2 separate regions of the Homo sapiens genome follow, and region 1 is linked to region 2. A link is a loop called in an ENCODE intact Hi-C map of the cell type or tissue named here. Cell type or tissue: GM12878. All regions are shown on one strand.

Evidence for each region. A loop is a pair of places that touch in the nucleus more often than their neighbours do. Peaks named below come from ENCODE experiments on the same cell type or tissue, not always from the same donor. Only the 100,000 strongest peaks of a DNase experiment are listed, where the experiment ranks them.
Region 1: it touches region 2 in a loop (8-fold over the local background); 2 of 110 quality-filtered maps call a loop at or near these places.

Annotation. Positions count from the first base shown.
Region 1 is chr4:145,824,838-145,832,837 of GRCh38, reverse strand. All of the region lies in intron 7 of ZNF827 (zinc finger protein 827), which reads left to right. Among named protein-coding and RNA genes, the nearest start is that of ZNF827, 110 kb to the left of the region's middle. RefSeq lists enhancers at 1-457, 7,005-7,573. In GM12878, no CTCF peak of the experiment used is centred here; DNase peaks (open chromatin) are centred at 2,969 and 3,839; H3K4me3 peaks cover 582 bases; H3K27ac peaks cover 4,610 bases.
Region 2 is chr4:146,269,255-146,277,254 of GRCh38, reverse strand. All of the region lies in intron 10 of SLC10A7 (solute carrier family 10 member 7), which reads left to right. Among named protein-coding and RNA genes, the nearest start is that of REELD1, 59 kb to the right of the region's middle. RefSeq lists enhancers at 3,505-3,714, 7,938-7,997. In GM12878, no CTCF peak of the experiment used is centred here; DNase peaks (open chromatin) are centred at 3,464, 3,814, 5,654, 7,774 and 3 weaker places; H3K4me3 peaks cover 2,673 bases; H3K27ac peaks cover 6,938 bases.

The DNA.
Region 1 (8,000 bases), 440 kb after region 2:
GGTTTGTTCTCTGGCAGGCAGGAGTGGGGGTCGCACACAAGGTAATGTCATCAGTTAAGGCAAGGACCGGCCATTTACACTTCTTTTGTGGTGGAATGTCATCAGTTAAGGTGGGGCAGGGCATATTCACTTCTTTTGTGATTCTTCAGTTACTTCAGGCCATCTAGGCATATACGTGCAAGTCACAGGGGATGCGATGGCTTGGCTTGGGCTCAGAGGCCTGACATGACTCAAAACAGTATTCACATTTTTCAGGCTATTGGTACCAATTGTCAAAATGACTTTTAAGAAGATTGAATCTGCAGTTCTAACAGTTTTCATGAGAGACAGAGACAGAGGGAGACAGAGAATATTTCAAAGGCCCGATCAACTCTGTGCTTATCATTAAAATTTTTTTAATGATTGGAGGGTGAAAAATTATATCTTCCATTTAAAGTCTTTGATTTATTGATTCCTAGTGCTCTTAAGCATTTTGTTCATGGGGAGACATTTGTATTTGCTCTGTGTGTGTGTGTGTGTGTGTGTGTGTGTGTGTGGTTTTGTTTTGTTTTTTGTTTGTTTGTTTGTTTTTTTGAGACGAGGTCTTGCCCTGTCGCCCAGGCTGGAGTGCAGTGGCACAATCTCCACTCACTGCAGCCTCTACCTCCTGGGCTCAAGTGATCCTCCCACCTCAGCCTCTCATGTAGCTGGGACTACAGGCATGCACCACCACACTTGGCTAATTTTTGTATTTTTTTGTAGAGACAGGGTTTCTGCCATGTTGCCCAAGCTGTTCTTGAATTCCTGGGCTCAAGTGATCCTCCTGCCTTGGTCTCCCAAAGTGCTGGGATTACAGGAGTGAGCCATCATGCACAGTCTTGTATTTTCTTTTACTGCCATTTCTTATTCTGTTTGGTGGCTTGTCTGGGTTGGATTTTTTGTTTGGTCGTTGCTATTGATTTTTTATTATTATGAAATTTTTTAACCAAAATAGAAAAAATAATGAATCACTATATTCCCATCACCCATATTGAACAAGTATCAACATTTTGCCACACTTGGTTTACCCGTCCTTTTTCCTCCTGCATTTTAAGTCACATCCCAGATATCAAACATTCATTCCCAGATTCTTTGGTATATATCTCTAAAAAGTAAGGAGATTTTCCATGATGCTAGTTCACATCTTACAAAATTAACAACACCTTTAGTTTTTAATTGCTACAGTTTCTGTTTCATTGGCCACAGCCAAGTTATGCAGCCGCATCAACGGAATTGGAGGAGAGGAAACCCATCTTAGCTTCCTTGTCACCTCCAAAAATTAAAGAAGAAAATCTGCTGCCTATATGCTAGTAGAGTGATTGAGAACCCTTGAGTCCCCTCTGCCCACAGGCCCATTTAGAAACACACTGAATCTGCAATGCCAGCCTCGATTTTTAGATAAATGCCCCAGCTGAAGCTTGCCAATGTATAGGAATAATCCAAGTTTTATTCACAACTGCCCCTCTTTCTTTGAAAATGTGTGAGCCCAACATGATCAATGACCGAGTTTTCAGGCCTAACCCACTGGGGTCACAGGAGGTCCCTGTTATGTCCCTTGTATGGTCAAATACAGAATTTTCTCTTTCAGATGGTCAGGGTTGCCTTCAGGGCTGAGACTCACAGTCATTTTTAATCTTGGGCACTCTTGTCCACCCCCACATTCCCTAACCTGCCATCCGGGGTCCTTTTCGTCACAATAAATAAAATCTTTAGGAACAGGGTTCCTCATTTCTGTGGTATTGAAAAGGGAAGGGCAATGTTCATGCGTACCATTAAAAGTGTTTTCTTTCATTATAGATTACCTTTTCAATTGACTGCAAGGATGTTAGTAAGACAACTGGCCCTGATTGTTATACGTAACATGTTAATATCTGGGCACATTTCAGAAGCAACAGCTCTACAACTGCTCATTCAAAATGAAAATGAGGAAGTTAGGAAGACCACACATGGTCCTAGGCCACATAGAGTGATTGCTACTGCAGAACAAAAGGACTGTGTCAGGGTTTTCTTCTATATTTCACATGATACTGATGCAACTGTATAGAGTGTTTGCATTTTATTTTTTAAAGTGTTCGAAATTTTTTTACAAAAATATGTAGAACTAAGCACTTAATATATTTCAAATACAATTACTTATAAATATGTTATACAACATGTACATATATAAATATATGAAAAGAAATATAAGCGTCTATTAAGTTATTAGCAAATAAATTAATAAAAGGAAGTAATAGTTGAGAAAAAGAAAATCACTAAAAGTGAAGAAAACGGCATTAATCATGAAAATTAAGTTGAAAATGAAATATTCTTATTTGATCTTTTCAAAAAGTGAAATATGTAAAAATAAAGTGTTTTTGTTTTTCAGTTGTGACCTTATTTTCATGTAAGCTATTCCAGCTTCTCGAAGAATGTCTTCTCACCTTAAAGTACTTGAGGAAATGTTGAGGAGGTAGTTATAACTAATACAAAGATTTCCTTTATTCCTTATCTTTGAATAAACCCACCTTTCTTATTTGATATGTTTAAGAAGCATTAAAAAAAAAACACTTTTTTTGTCTTTTGGCAAGGCCTGTAATCTGTTATTATTAGCAAGCTCTAGTTTTTGTTCAAAGAAAACATTTCCGGTTTGTTCTCATTTCCTTTAGTTTCATTATATGAAACACAGACATGGAGATCCCATATGCAAGTTACCTGTATTCATTTTAATTCTCTAACATGCATATTCCACATATTCAAAAGATGTTTGAACTAAAGTCAGATTAATTATTGAGATAACTTTCATCTGTTGCCTGCCTTTTCTCGTGGCTTTTGGAAACATGGAAAACTATTTTCTCAACTAACTGCTTCCTGTACACTTCAAAATGTTAATGCCGTGTGTAACTCCTGGAGGGTTTCTCAAGGTCTAAGTGATTCAAAGGTCAGAGTTTTTAAAATACTGACACATCTGTGGCATTTCAGTTCTTAAAAAATAACATGATGTATCAACATGGAAAACCAGTATTGCAGTGGCTTAACAACTGGGTCTGAGTAGAGAAGAGGAAGACACTGTTACCAGGAGGGATAGAAAACCACCTGGTGAGGGGCCCAGGGGCTGAGGTCTGCTGGGGAGCAGGTAGTGGTTAGAGAAAGAACACGTTGGCTCCCACAGAACTGTTGTACCCCACGCTGGGACTTCCAGCTCTCTTTTTGCAACATATAGTTTCTCAGACATATATCTAAGTCAGATAGCTTGTTTTTAAAATTTCCTTAAAGTAACACAAAAGAAAATTAAAAATTACCCCAGATTCTTTCAGACATGTTTTATCCAGCTCTCGAAATCTGTAAACCCTGTTAGGTCACATAATATATGGCTGAATATATGATAATCGAGTACTTTTACTTGATTAATTCACCGAAGAATTTTTTTTTTAAGATTCACTATTTTAAAAAAATCTACTAAGGTAATTTGTCTCTGTGCAGATAGAAGTCAGACTGTCACTTTAGGATGATTTGCCAGAAACTCTTACATTTAATAGAATTTCATGCCACCCTGATCTATCTAGTCCCTTCTGAGTTCCAAGTAAAAACTCATTACAGTGCAGTCTTTCTTTATTTAATCTTTTTCTTTTCTATTTGTCATTCCCAAGTTTAGTCTTGAAAGTTACTGTCTCTTAGAAAAAAAATCTGTTTCTTCTCTATTGCTCCTTTAAAACTGTTGTGTCATTACCAAAGAAGGTCTTTTCCAAACTTTCTCTCACAGTCTGTACTCACCTTCTTTTCTGTTTTCTTTTGGTTTTGTTATTGCTGTCAAAATGAGAATCCCTGTAACGTTTGGTTTCAGTGGTGGCACTTGGGGAGGGTTGATTTTAAGTAGATGAGCCTTCTCTTCTGCATGAGACAAAACTCTCTGTTGGCCCTCAGGTGTTAAAGGTGGAAATACTGGTGTCACAATAGGCACTTAGCAAAATGTATCACTATTTAGAGCCATAATCCTTTATGGACTTTTATTATTTATTGTAAGTCTTTTCCTTTCTCAGCCCTGTGCTGCTGACCCCACATCCCATGCCTGGCCTGGAATTGTCCACTCACTATGACACCCCTGCCCCTTCATATCTTAGCCCTTAGATTTTCTACAGGAGAAAAATCAAAATATACTTTCCACAGCCATTTCACTTGTATCCAGAAAAGAAACTCAAGGAGATAAAAGTTTTATAAGATTGTATTTTCAAAACCCAGGGAAATTAACAGGGGGCTTGGGCTCTTTGATGTCCATACCATCAACTTCCAGATGCTGCTACTGAAGAGTTACTGAATATTTATGAATTATGTAAGTCTTCCAGCTAGCCTGTCTTTGACCCGGGCCAAAGGGAATATGTTGTGATAGATGATGATTTTGTTGAGTGAAAATAAGTGATGATTCCCTCCCCATTAGCTGTTAATTTCCACCTCCTCCTCTATCAACTTTTTACCAAAAATATTAACCAGAAATAAACCTCTTTTCTTGCTTTTTTCCACTTCCTTGGCTTACTTTCTGGATGGAGGGGCTTTTTCATAATAAAATGACTGAAGTCTAGGCAGCTGAGGATTCAGAAGCAAGGGCTATATGGTGTTCACAAACTGGCTCCTTTTCTGGAACAGTTGGTAACTGGCTGAAGTAACCAGTTGGAGGACAGTACAAACATGCTTCGGGGCACGTCGTAAAGTCCAGTGCATTTCATGGATTGTTTTACTCCCTGGGAAGATGCAGCCCGCTTCATCCTGTGTCCGGTACCTCCTGGAACTTGCCTCTCCGCTGCCCGCTGCCAACAGTGACAGTCACTGAGCAGCATGAACGAGGTGTCAGCCTCACCACCCCTTACTGAAGTGCTTTTTCCACCGCAAAGCTGGGTGTCACCTGAGAACGGATGTGCTTCTGTACTTTACGGTCACTGGCACAGGAGAAGAAAAAGAACTTACGGAATATGATTTCAGCATTCTGAAAATGAACTTTCATGGGACAAAGTTACACATGGAGTGTCTTCTGTTTTCTTAGTTCCTTGTGCAGAGAGTTAAGGATAACCAGTGTTATTGGAGATCTAATCCCATGAAGCAAGCTCTGCTCTATAGGGCATGCTGCAAGTTTAGTTTTTTCTCCTTCCTGAAGCATGAAGCTAATCTGGGTACCAGAAGGATTAATACACAGTTGTGTATGTAGCCATAGTGCCACCATGTGCTTTACAGCTTTGGCGAAATAGAAGCTTACAAACAGCTAACGACCTCTTTACCCTTCCTTCTTCATTTACAGTTAATAGCAGAGACAGGCTTGCTCTAGGAAGCTGTAGGTACAGCAGTGGCGAATGTTTAGAGTTGCAAATTGACCAGGCCCATGAGTGGTACAAGTTTTAGGAAATTGGGGCATATCTTAACTTCTATAGGGAAATAAAGACAAAAATTATTTTTACTTGCTCTATTTCTCAATAGAAAAGTCTTTCAGCTTCCTTCAGTACCTTTATACTGAAACGACTGGTCCCTACTCCCCTCCATCACCCCCTTCTCTATCTCTTCCTTTTCTCCATTTGTTGCAAGGATTCATGGGTCTCTATTGTCCATAAATTCCTTAGGTGTTAACGGACCAACGAAAGGCAGTGTAGCTGAGCGGGAAAGAGTGCAGATGGGGAAGCCATCATGCTCAACTCATGGGCATGGGCAACTACCTAACTTCTTTGTGCCTAAGTCTCCACATCTGTAAAATAGGGATAATGCAGTAGTCCCTCCTTATCCACACAGGGAATATGTTTCAAGACCCACAGTGGTTGGCAGGGCGTGGTGGCTCATGCCTGTAATCCCAGCACTTTGGGAGGCCGAGGCAGGTGGGTCACATGAGGTCAGAAAATCGAGACCAGCCTGGCCAACAAGGCAAAATCCCATCTCTACTAAGAATACAAAAATTAGTCGGGCGTGGTGGCACACGCCTGTAATCCCAGCTACTTGGGAGGCTGAGGCTGGAGAATTGCTTGAACCCAGGAGGCGGAGGTTGCAGTGAGCCAAGATTGCGCCATTGCACTCCAGCCTGGGCAACAAGAGCAAAACTCTGTCTCAAAAAAGAAAAAAAGACCCACAGTGGTTGCCGGAAACCTCAGATAGTACTGAACCCTATATACACAATGCTTTTTCCTATGCATACATATGGTAAAGTTTAATTTATAAATTAGGCATAGTAAGAGATTAACAACAATAACTAATAATAAAATAGGACAATTATAACAATATTCTGTGTAACATTATTCTTATTCTGGATTAAGAGTTATGTGAATGTGGTCTCGCTCTCAAAATATCTTATTGTACTGTACTGTGGATAACTGAAATCACAGAAAGCCAAACCATGGGTAAGGGGGGACTACTATAATAATGGTGGCTACTCTCATAGGGTTCTTATGAGGACCAAGTGAAGTTAATACACACAAAGCACCTTAAATCAGTGCCAGATACTTAGCGTTTGTTGCTGTTTTTTATTGAGCATGTACTATGTACTGAGAACTTTAACATGAAACATCTCATTTGAACCCTTACAGCACCCCTCTAAAAGATGGCGTTGTTAAACCTCTTTTTCAGTGACGAAACTGAGGCTAGAGGGGTTATTGATTGTCCAAAGGTCCCTTAACTATGAAGTAACCAATATGAAATTCAGACTCCAATTTTTCTGATTCCAAACTCTCTGCAAAACTAGCACACTTGCTATCTCCTGGCATGAACGGATCCGAATGCAGAGCATGGCAGCTGTGTGTTTGGTCTGAGACCGATTCCCTGTTAACCTAATATCTTCTCTCTGTAGCTAAGACTTACACCAGCCTTAAGCTGCCTTGCCTTCTGAAAGTTTCTCCATTGATTCTTTGCCCGATAGAAACATTGGCAGCCCTTTTGTGCATTTTTAGTATCCAGCAGGACTCCCTTCTAATTCTCTGCTCCCTCAGAAGAAATCTTTTCTTTTCTATGCAGGATAAAGCTGGCATCCAGGGTAGAAAATTATTTTGAATGTTGTTTCCCTCGGTGATTGTCTCCCTTTCAATTCAATTTCTTCTGAGCAGCTCAGTGATAATAGGGCTCCACTCCTCACATCAGCAGGAATCCACACTTTTGAAGACAGCATGTGAAGACGCAGTGCTAGCCCATTGCCACTACTTAGCAAGACCCAGAAGACTACTTCCAGCACATAGCACAGCAGCCTCTGCTCGCTTCACCTAGAAAGCTAGGTGAAGGTTATTCTCAAATGTACCTGTGGTGTTGACCAGCCCTCTCCTTTAAACTCTTCTTCGACCTGCAAGTGTCGCTGCTGGCTGGCGACATTGGCCACCAGCATCACCACGTCCCATCTGGACTGCTGCACTGGCCACACGCCTTGTCTTCTGCAAGTCCCCCAGGCCGCACTGCCTGCTGCAGCCACATGGAGCTTTCTGAAACTGAAGTCCAGTTCCCTGACCCCCTTACTTAAGACACTGCAGTGCCCTCACTACTGTTGGGACAAAGCCATGATCACTGCACACAGGGTCCAGACTCATTTGCCTCTACCATGGGCCTTCCTCCAGCTCTGCAGGCTTTCTCACAGTGCTGGGGCCGCCTTCCCCAGCTCCTTGAAACCCTAATGACCCTACTGTCCATCCCGCCCATGGTGGCTTTTGCAGGAAGGCCCTTCCTGGGCTCCCTGGCCAGGCCCCGTGGTCACACTGTGTCCCCTCCTTCACGGCCTTAGCCACCCTTGCAGGTTATGAGATGTTTGGTAGAAAGCGACATATCTGCCCCTTCGCTTCTCCCCAATTCCTGCCTCCTACTAGCCTATAGCCAGTGTTCACTTTTTAAGCCTGTTTAAATTGTTTTGTGTTTAAGATACAAAGAAAAACCATGGCATACAAAGTTGTGTTAAATCTAGCCTAACACAGTCATGTAAAACTATATTATCTATTAATGTATGTTTTACTTTAAAGAAAGTGTCTTCCATTTTCATCTTAACATTCTCTTTTTAAAATTGA
Region 2 (8,000 bases):
CCAGCTTGACCCTCAAGTATCATTCATCTTAATGATATGCCAGATGTTCACCCTGATACTCTCATGCTCTATTCCTCCTCTTCTTCCTCCACGTCAAATGTTTTTAACCACAATCTACATTTAGAAATATATTTTACAATGTGATCCAGAATTGATTTTGTAGCTCACTAATGGGTCACAACCCAAGGTCTAAAAAAGATTGCTTTATAGCTTGCTTAGCGAGAAGGTTTTACCTTCTTCCTCAAATAGTCACCACGTAGGCTTTGGCTTCTGCTGTCCCTTTTTCAGTGGATTTTTTTTTTTTAGATGGAGTCTCACTCTCACTCAGGCTAGAGTGCGGTGGCATGATCATAGCTCACTGCAGCCTCCAACTCCTGGGCTCCAACCATCCTCCTACCTCAGTCTCCTGAGTAGCTGGGGCTACAGGCCTGAGCCACCATGCCTGGCTAATTTTTAAAAATTTTTTTGTAGAGACGGGGGCTTCGTTATGTTGCCCAGGCTGATCTTAAACTCCTGGCCTCAAGCAATCCTCCCACCTCAGCCTCTCAAAGCACTGGGATTACAAGTATGAGCCACTGCACCAGGCCTTCACTGAACTTTAACCCAAATTTCTGATACCATGTAGGAAGCAGAGCTAAATTAAGACTTAAAGTGATTCTTAATTTGCATAAGATTTCTTTTATTTAGATTATTATTTTATTCAGCTTATGTAACAGTTTTTATACCTTTTTTGATTTACTCAACACATTTTCAATAGTAATAATAGCAGCAAACATTAATTGGGCATTTAATAGGTAAACATTGTGCAAAGTGCTAGTTACATAAAGTTTACTTTAAAATACTTCTCTGTGGACAGTGTGGTAATTATGTATGTACTTGTTAGTTTAGACTTCAGTGCCAGGAACAGCCAATTGCTCTAACAGAAAATTTTCACTGTAGTGTTCAGCCACAACTTTATCAGAAGGGAAATACTCACTCCAGAGGCAGCTACAACAAATACTTTTGTTATATCTCTATCAACCAGAGACCTTACTAATTAGCATAATGAATACAGAAATTCATTATTTTGATTGGTGAAATTACTGACTTGTTACTTTGCATGATAAATGTAATAAATGGGTTCTCATTGATATCTGGACTGCCTAAAAGTTTGAGAGAGACTTCCCACTTGCTATAAGAATCTGGCAAATCCCATAGTCTACATATGAAACCATCAGGGATGTGCGGGAGTGATCCCTACCTCATTTTGTGTCCAGCTACTGTTGGGAGGATCTGTGGTTTCCTGAATCTGACTGGAAGATCACCAAATTCTGCTCTGGAATGTCATTACGTAGCTTTGAGGGACCCTCTCATGCAAGGTGCTCTGAGAGCACCTAAAAGGTCCAAGCTGAGACTGCCATTTTATAGGGTAGGTTGCATAAAATATTTTTGTGTTGAACTACTAGTGTATGTTGAGTTTAAAAAAAAAAAAAAACTTCTATGGGGGCAACAACTTACTTTCATTAAAACCTGCTGGCAAAATTATAGTAGTACAGCTAAGCTTCACCTACCTTAAACTTCCTTTGGCCTTGTCTGCTGGAATACCTTATCTCCTGCTTATACCTTATCTGCTGGAAAGAATCCAGAACTTATACATGACCAGCTTGGTGTAGGTCACTTCCCATAAATACTTTGTGGGCACCAGCTCACATGACTTCCACAATCACACTAGATAAGGGAAGTTCCCAAGTGATCCATGACTTGCCCAAGTCACATGATGCCAAGTGGCAGAGCCAGAAATCAAGCCCAGGCCTAGCTATTAGCCACCATGCTAAGCTGTAGTGAGAGTTCTGCAGAAAGAGCCCTGTGCTGTGAAACATCTCAACCCTGTGGTCCACTGGCTATGAAAAGTTCAGACTAGATGATCTCTGGGGCTCTTCTAGCTCTACTATTCAGTAATTCTGATTTTGAAGGGCTTAAGTATGTAGCTTTAGAATCTTGAGCCCTTTGGATGGACACCATAGACCAGCATTTCTCAAAGAGTGATCCTCAAAATTATAGCACATTGTTTCTTAAAAGAAATAAAAATTTAAAAACAAAACAGATTTGCTCAAGCCTACTGATTCTGAATTTTAAGGATAAAACCCTGATGTCCGACACATGTAACATATTTCAAAAGAGGGTATCATGCACATTAAAGTTTGAAAGCCACTCATTATTGCCATCTAGAGTCACCTCTCAGGTTTCAGATGTGCTAGCTCATGTACCCAGATTCTTAGGAAGCTTTGATCTAGCAGAATATTCAGTCAGGTTTTGTGTAGGTGCATTTTGATGACAGTAGGAACCAGTTTCAGTCAACTCTGGGTGGTTGGTTGTTGTTTTTCTTACTTAAGACTGGCCACAATATACCCCACTTTGAAATACTTTATATTCCATCATCAGCCAAAAGAATATCCTTATGACATAACTACTTATGACATACTACTAAGTATTGTATAATAATAAGCAATCATTTAAAACAAATGCAGTAGGCCCGGACCCTAATTTCCAGGAATCACCTTCTTCCTCATTCCATGGTTTCAATATATGATATTGTGGTCCTGTCTAGGAAGGATAAAAACCTGGCTCCAGTTTTTCTAATTTGTAGCTGTGGTTACCACATTTTGCCTAACTTCGAATGTCCTTTTGAGTTTCATTTGTATTAATCTGGTTAAACAACAGTATTTGGATGTAAAAGTATGCCAGTATTTTATTAATATAAGGTATAATCTAGGCCAGGCACGGTGGCTCATGCCTGTAATCCCAGAACTTTGGGGGGCGGAGGCTGGTGGATCACCTGAGGTGAAGAGATTGAGACCATCCTGGCCAACATGGTGAAACCCTGTCTCTACTAAAAATACAAAAACTAGCCAGGCGGGGTGGCAGGCACCTGTAATCCCAGCTACTTGGGAAGCTGAGGCAAGAGAATCACTTGAACCCGGGAGGCAGAGGTTGCAGTGATCCAAGATCATGGCACTGCACTCCAGCCTGGGTGACAGAGTGAGACTCCGTCTCAAAAAAAAAAAAAAAAAAAAAGTATAATCTGAACAAAAGAGAACCACCCATTTAGTGCCCAAAATACCTAGCACTCCCTCCAGAAGCAGCTTGCTTTCTTTAAGATCATGTCTTCCTGGCAAGCTGAGGGCAAAACTGAAGCATATTTAAAATAAATTCAGAATGCCATTTGAAAGTTATCCTTATATAAATCCCTTTATGAAAGGGGACCTAGGTGATTTTTTTAAAACTCTTACAACACAATTATTACTGTAGAAAGATTTTTTTAAAACAAAGAACAGGAGATGGAATCACTGCTTCCCAGAAGTCAGTGTTCTGAAAGGGGCAGTAGACCAAATATGATCATGAGCACTTACCAAGAATACAGGGCTTGTAAACAGATGAGGCCAGTGGGAGTTTGGGCAGCATCGGCGGGAGGGAGTTTCAGTTCCCAGGGCAGTCCACAGCATCACCATCTGCAGTGTTTTAGAAGTGCTGCACACCTCATCCTGAATGATCTCAGTGACAAGCCCCTCCCTGGCCAGTCCTGGTAGACTGCTAAATTTGAGCCCCATAATACTATTTCATAATGCTACTTCTTATAATAATAATAACAACAACAGCAACAATAATAATCCTAATAGCTATCATTTTGGGGATGCTCACTCTATGCCAGGTACTATACTAGGTACTTCCCATACACTGTCTCACTTGAAACCTCTAACCACCCTTCGAGATAGTTATTTTAACCTCATTTGAGTCAGATGTGGAAACTGAGGGGGGTTAGGGTAAGATCATCTGCTTATATAGCTGGTGGGTGGTACAGTGAGGATTTAAACTCAGGTCTCTAATTTCAAAGCCCACGTCCTTTCCATCACACCACCCAGCCCTCTAGATGTACCTATGAGTGGCGTGTTAGCTATCTGATGCTTGCTCAGCCTGAGTGATGGAGCAGGAACAAGAGGGGCCAAGTGCTTGCATGTGTCAGCTTCATTCTAGCTAAGCTCTACCTGCAGTTGTCACCTACAGCTCAATGGCAAGGAGACATGAAAAATCCCACATATTGTACAGTGGCACCTCACAGTATATTGAATCCTTGTCACTGCGCTTCCTAATGACAGCTCTTAGCATTAGAAGCTTTTAATTCCATAGTTTCCTATTAATTTCAAACTAAAAAATACCTTATAATAGAGATGGCTCTAAAGAGATTAATTTTACCCATTAAAAATCAACTCACATGCCCTCAGTGCTCCTGAAAGGGGAATTCCAAAGTAATGAGGGGCACACTTTCTGTTGTTCTGGAGCTTGTCCCTTCTGATGAAGACTTTGCCACATCCAGAAGACCAGAACAGCCTGTTTCCTGGAAATCCCTGTTCATCTGTGCACTCGCTGTCAGTTGCAGAGGGATTTGTTTATTATTATTATTAATATTTAGAAAGTTTACCTCTAGCAGTACTAAAATGTGCATCACAAAACAACACTCATTTACTGCGTTTGAAGTGAAGACTCTCACCCAGGAGAGCCCATCCACTTAAAGTTTGTATCTCTCAATTTCAACTTGCAAACAGAGATCGATAAAAAACAATTGTCCTTTCAGAGTTGCATCTCTCCAATTATTTATTTGGTCATGTCTCTTCCTAGAAGTTCTCTTAATTGAACCAGACACTAGAAACCAGGTTGAGTGTCTTTAATGACAGCCCGCTCCATGCTTCTTTGCAGTAAAGAATACATGAGCCTACAGCTGCAAAGCAAGGGTAACAGTTTCCCCTTGTATGTCCCCATTTACAGCCCCATCCAAACAACTCCAGCCAGAAATTAAAGTTAGCTACCCACTTTTTCAAGCTATGGGGTACCCAGTAGGTTTTTGACAAGTTACCCTAGGGGCAGGAGGAGATATAAAATTGGACACAACTCAAAAGATTCCTGGGCCCCAGGAAGCCAGCTGATTTGGAATGTCATCTGTACCGAAGCTGAGCATGTTAATGAAATTGTAGCTGTGACACTTCCCAGGGCTGCCTTTGCTACAAGTTTGCTCTATACAGTGCCAATGAAAAGATGCTTTTAAAACATAATCTACATCATCCATTCATTCATTCAGCAAGTGTTTATTTGGTACTTACTATGTGCCCTGCTCTAGGCTGTAGGGGGACAGCAGTGAACAAAACACCAAAAAAGTTCTTGCCCTCATCTAGCTTCCAAAATTTCTAGTGGGAATAAGCAGACACTTGAATATACAGGACATCAGATGGTGGTAAGCAATGGAGAAAAAGAAAACCAGAAAGGAGAATCAGGAATGCCAGGGTGGAGATGAGAAGGTTTCAGCCTTAAAGGGCACATTGGGTCAAAATACCTGAAGGAAATAGGGAGCAAGCCTGTGGATATTTCGGGGAAGGAGATTCCAAGGAGAAGGAACAGTGAAGGCAAAGACCTGAGGCAGCAGTGCGCTTGGCATGTTGGAGGAAGGAGGAGGAAGCTCACCTTGGGAGCAGAATGAGTGAGAGATAGGAGACCGGGGAATGGTAATGGGAGAGGGGCCAATAATATTGTGTTAGGCCTTATTGGCCATTGTAGGGACTTGCCTCTTACTCAGAATGAGAGGGGAAGCCATTGGGGGTTTTGAATTGATGAGGGACAAGATCTCACTTCTACTTTGAAAGGATCCCTATGGTTGTTCTGTTAAAAGTAGACTGGGGTTTTGTGGGAAGGTGTGGCAGTGAGAAAGGAAGACTCAAGAGAGAGGCTTTTATCCAGACAAGAGTTTAGGGTGGTTTGGTCAAAGGTAATAGGGGTGGAAGAGTTGAGAAGCTTTGGATTTGAGATCCATTTTGAACACAGAACTAATAGGAATTGCTGGTGAATTGGATATGTAGGTAAAAGAAAGGAATTCAAGATGTTTGGCCTGAGGGGTGTAAGGATCCATTTACTGGCTTAGGGAAGACTGCAGAGGAGCAGATGTTAGTGGTTGAAAGTCATGTGGGAACAGATCAAGAGTTTGGATTTGCACATGTGAAGTTTGATATGTCTTTTTGACATCCAGTGGAGTCTGGAATCCTGATCCAGGCTGAAGTTTGCAGGCTATGGATGTTATTTTAGACTATCAGATTGGATGAGATCACTAAGGGAATGTGTAGAGAAAAGAGCTCCACGGACTGAGAACCTGAGATTCTCCAGAGGACAGAGAGGATATGGAATTATTTTAATAATGAAATGATATGAAAGTCTAAATCAGCCAGACCTATAGACACCCAAACTTGCAAGCCCGTATTCTTCTCCTATCCCACAAGGTTGAAGTGAACATTAAATCACAAAGCAGATGTGAAGACACTTTGAAGTATTAGAAGAAGAGTCTGGCAGTTATTTGGTACCGCCCATGTGCTAGGCACTGCATTAGGCACTTAATTTGCCTTATTAATGCATGTAATCTTTACAATAGCCCTGCACAATAGCTATGCTTGCTCTCATTGTCCAAACTAGAAAACCAAGCCTCAGAGAGGTCAAATAACTCACCCCAGTTCACATAGATAGCAGAGCTGGTGCACCATGGCTGAATTGTCTACCTCCAGAGTCCTCTGACTCCACCGCAATACCAGACCTGGCTCTTTAACCTGGCCCACATTAGAATCACCTGGGAGCTGTGCCGTACTAGTGATGTCAGGACCCTGCCCAACACCTGTTAACTCAATCTGTCAGGATAGGCCCAGGCAGCATAGTTTTTAGAAGCCACCCAGGTGATTCCAATGTGTGGCGGAAGCTGAGAACCACTGCATTTAGACTCGTTTACTCTGTATGCATTTATGTTCTACTAGGTTCCAAAAAGAATGCGAGATGGGTTGTACCTACCCATTGGTTACCAAAACTGACCATTTGTGTACTAATTCTGAACACCAGAATTAGTTGTGTCATAATTAGGTATGTTAAATATTCAGAAGAGAAAACAGAGGAGAATAGAAAAACATAATTATTTTCAGAAGTGACTTCCAGGGTTTTTTAAATTTCTTCTGCCTAGAAGTCTTCTAAATGAGGTCCTAACTGCCAAATGTTTATAATTGTTGAGAATAAATAAAGGCCAAGAGTAGATTATCAGGACATCATCTAGGTTAGATAAATCACAGAAACCTGAGTCAACCTTTTTAAGAGACATGGATCTAAGAACAAATAAGTCTGGTTTTTAATCCCCAAATCAAAACTGCCTCATTCTTTTATGTAGAAGAAATCTCTTCTGAGGCTTTTGTTCAACATAAACACAGTACCATGAAAAGGAAAATTACCACTGGAAGGTAATTAAAGGTCATGTTGACAAAACAAAACAAAATGTATATTAAAAATCGTTAATGTGCATTTGGGTCACAGCCTACTCACATTTACTTTTTAACTAACATTTGGAAGCCTTCTGAAAGTTCCAGTGTCTAAAGATGAAATTATCAATGCAGCCTTTTAGGGAAAACTACATCTAGGTTGTGGGGCAGTGGCAGAGTCAACGAAAGCTCATGTCATACCATCCAGCTTTGCTTTGCATCAGACTCAATAGGTTCAAGTGTTTTTCTTCATTTATATAAAAATACATCTAAAAAACTCTGTAAAATTGGACAACAGTTCCAGAGCCAGTCAGAAGAGGCCAGTTCTGTGTTGGTGACTATGTTAAATATATTCTTTTGACCTTGTGTTATTTTTGTCATATGAAATTCTCATTCTATTTTTGATGTTTTCACATCCTGTGAGTGTGAACATTAGCCAGATTGTCTCTTTAGAAGACTAAACAACTCTTCATTCACAGCCTAGAAAAGGAAAAAGTAATCTCACTACTTCCTGCTAAGCTTGTCTCCATAAACGTGGTGACCCCTCCTGGAAGACCCAGCTAGTATTGGAACGAAGACTTCATGGCTCAGTTCTTTAATTCATTCTTGAATTCCCTGTTTGCTAGTTACTCCTACAATGCTGTCAGACAGGTGAGGGTGTACCTGATCTTCTGAGGCAGAAACCTTCAATTG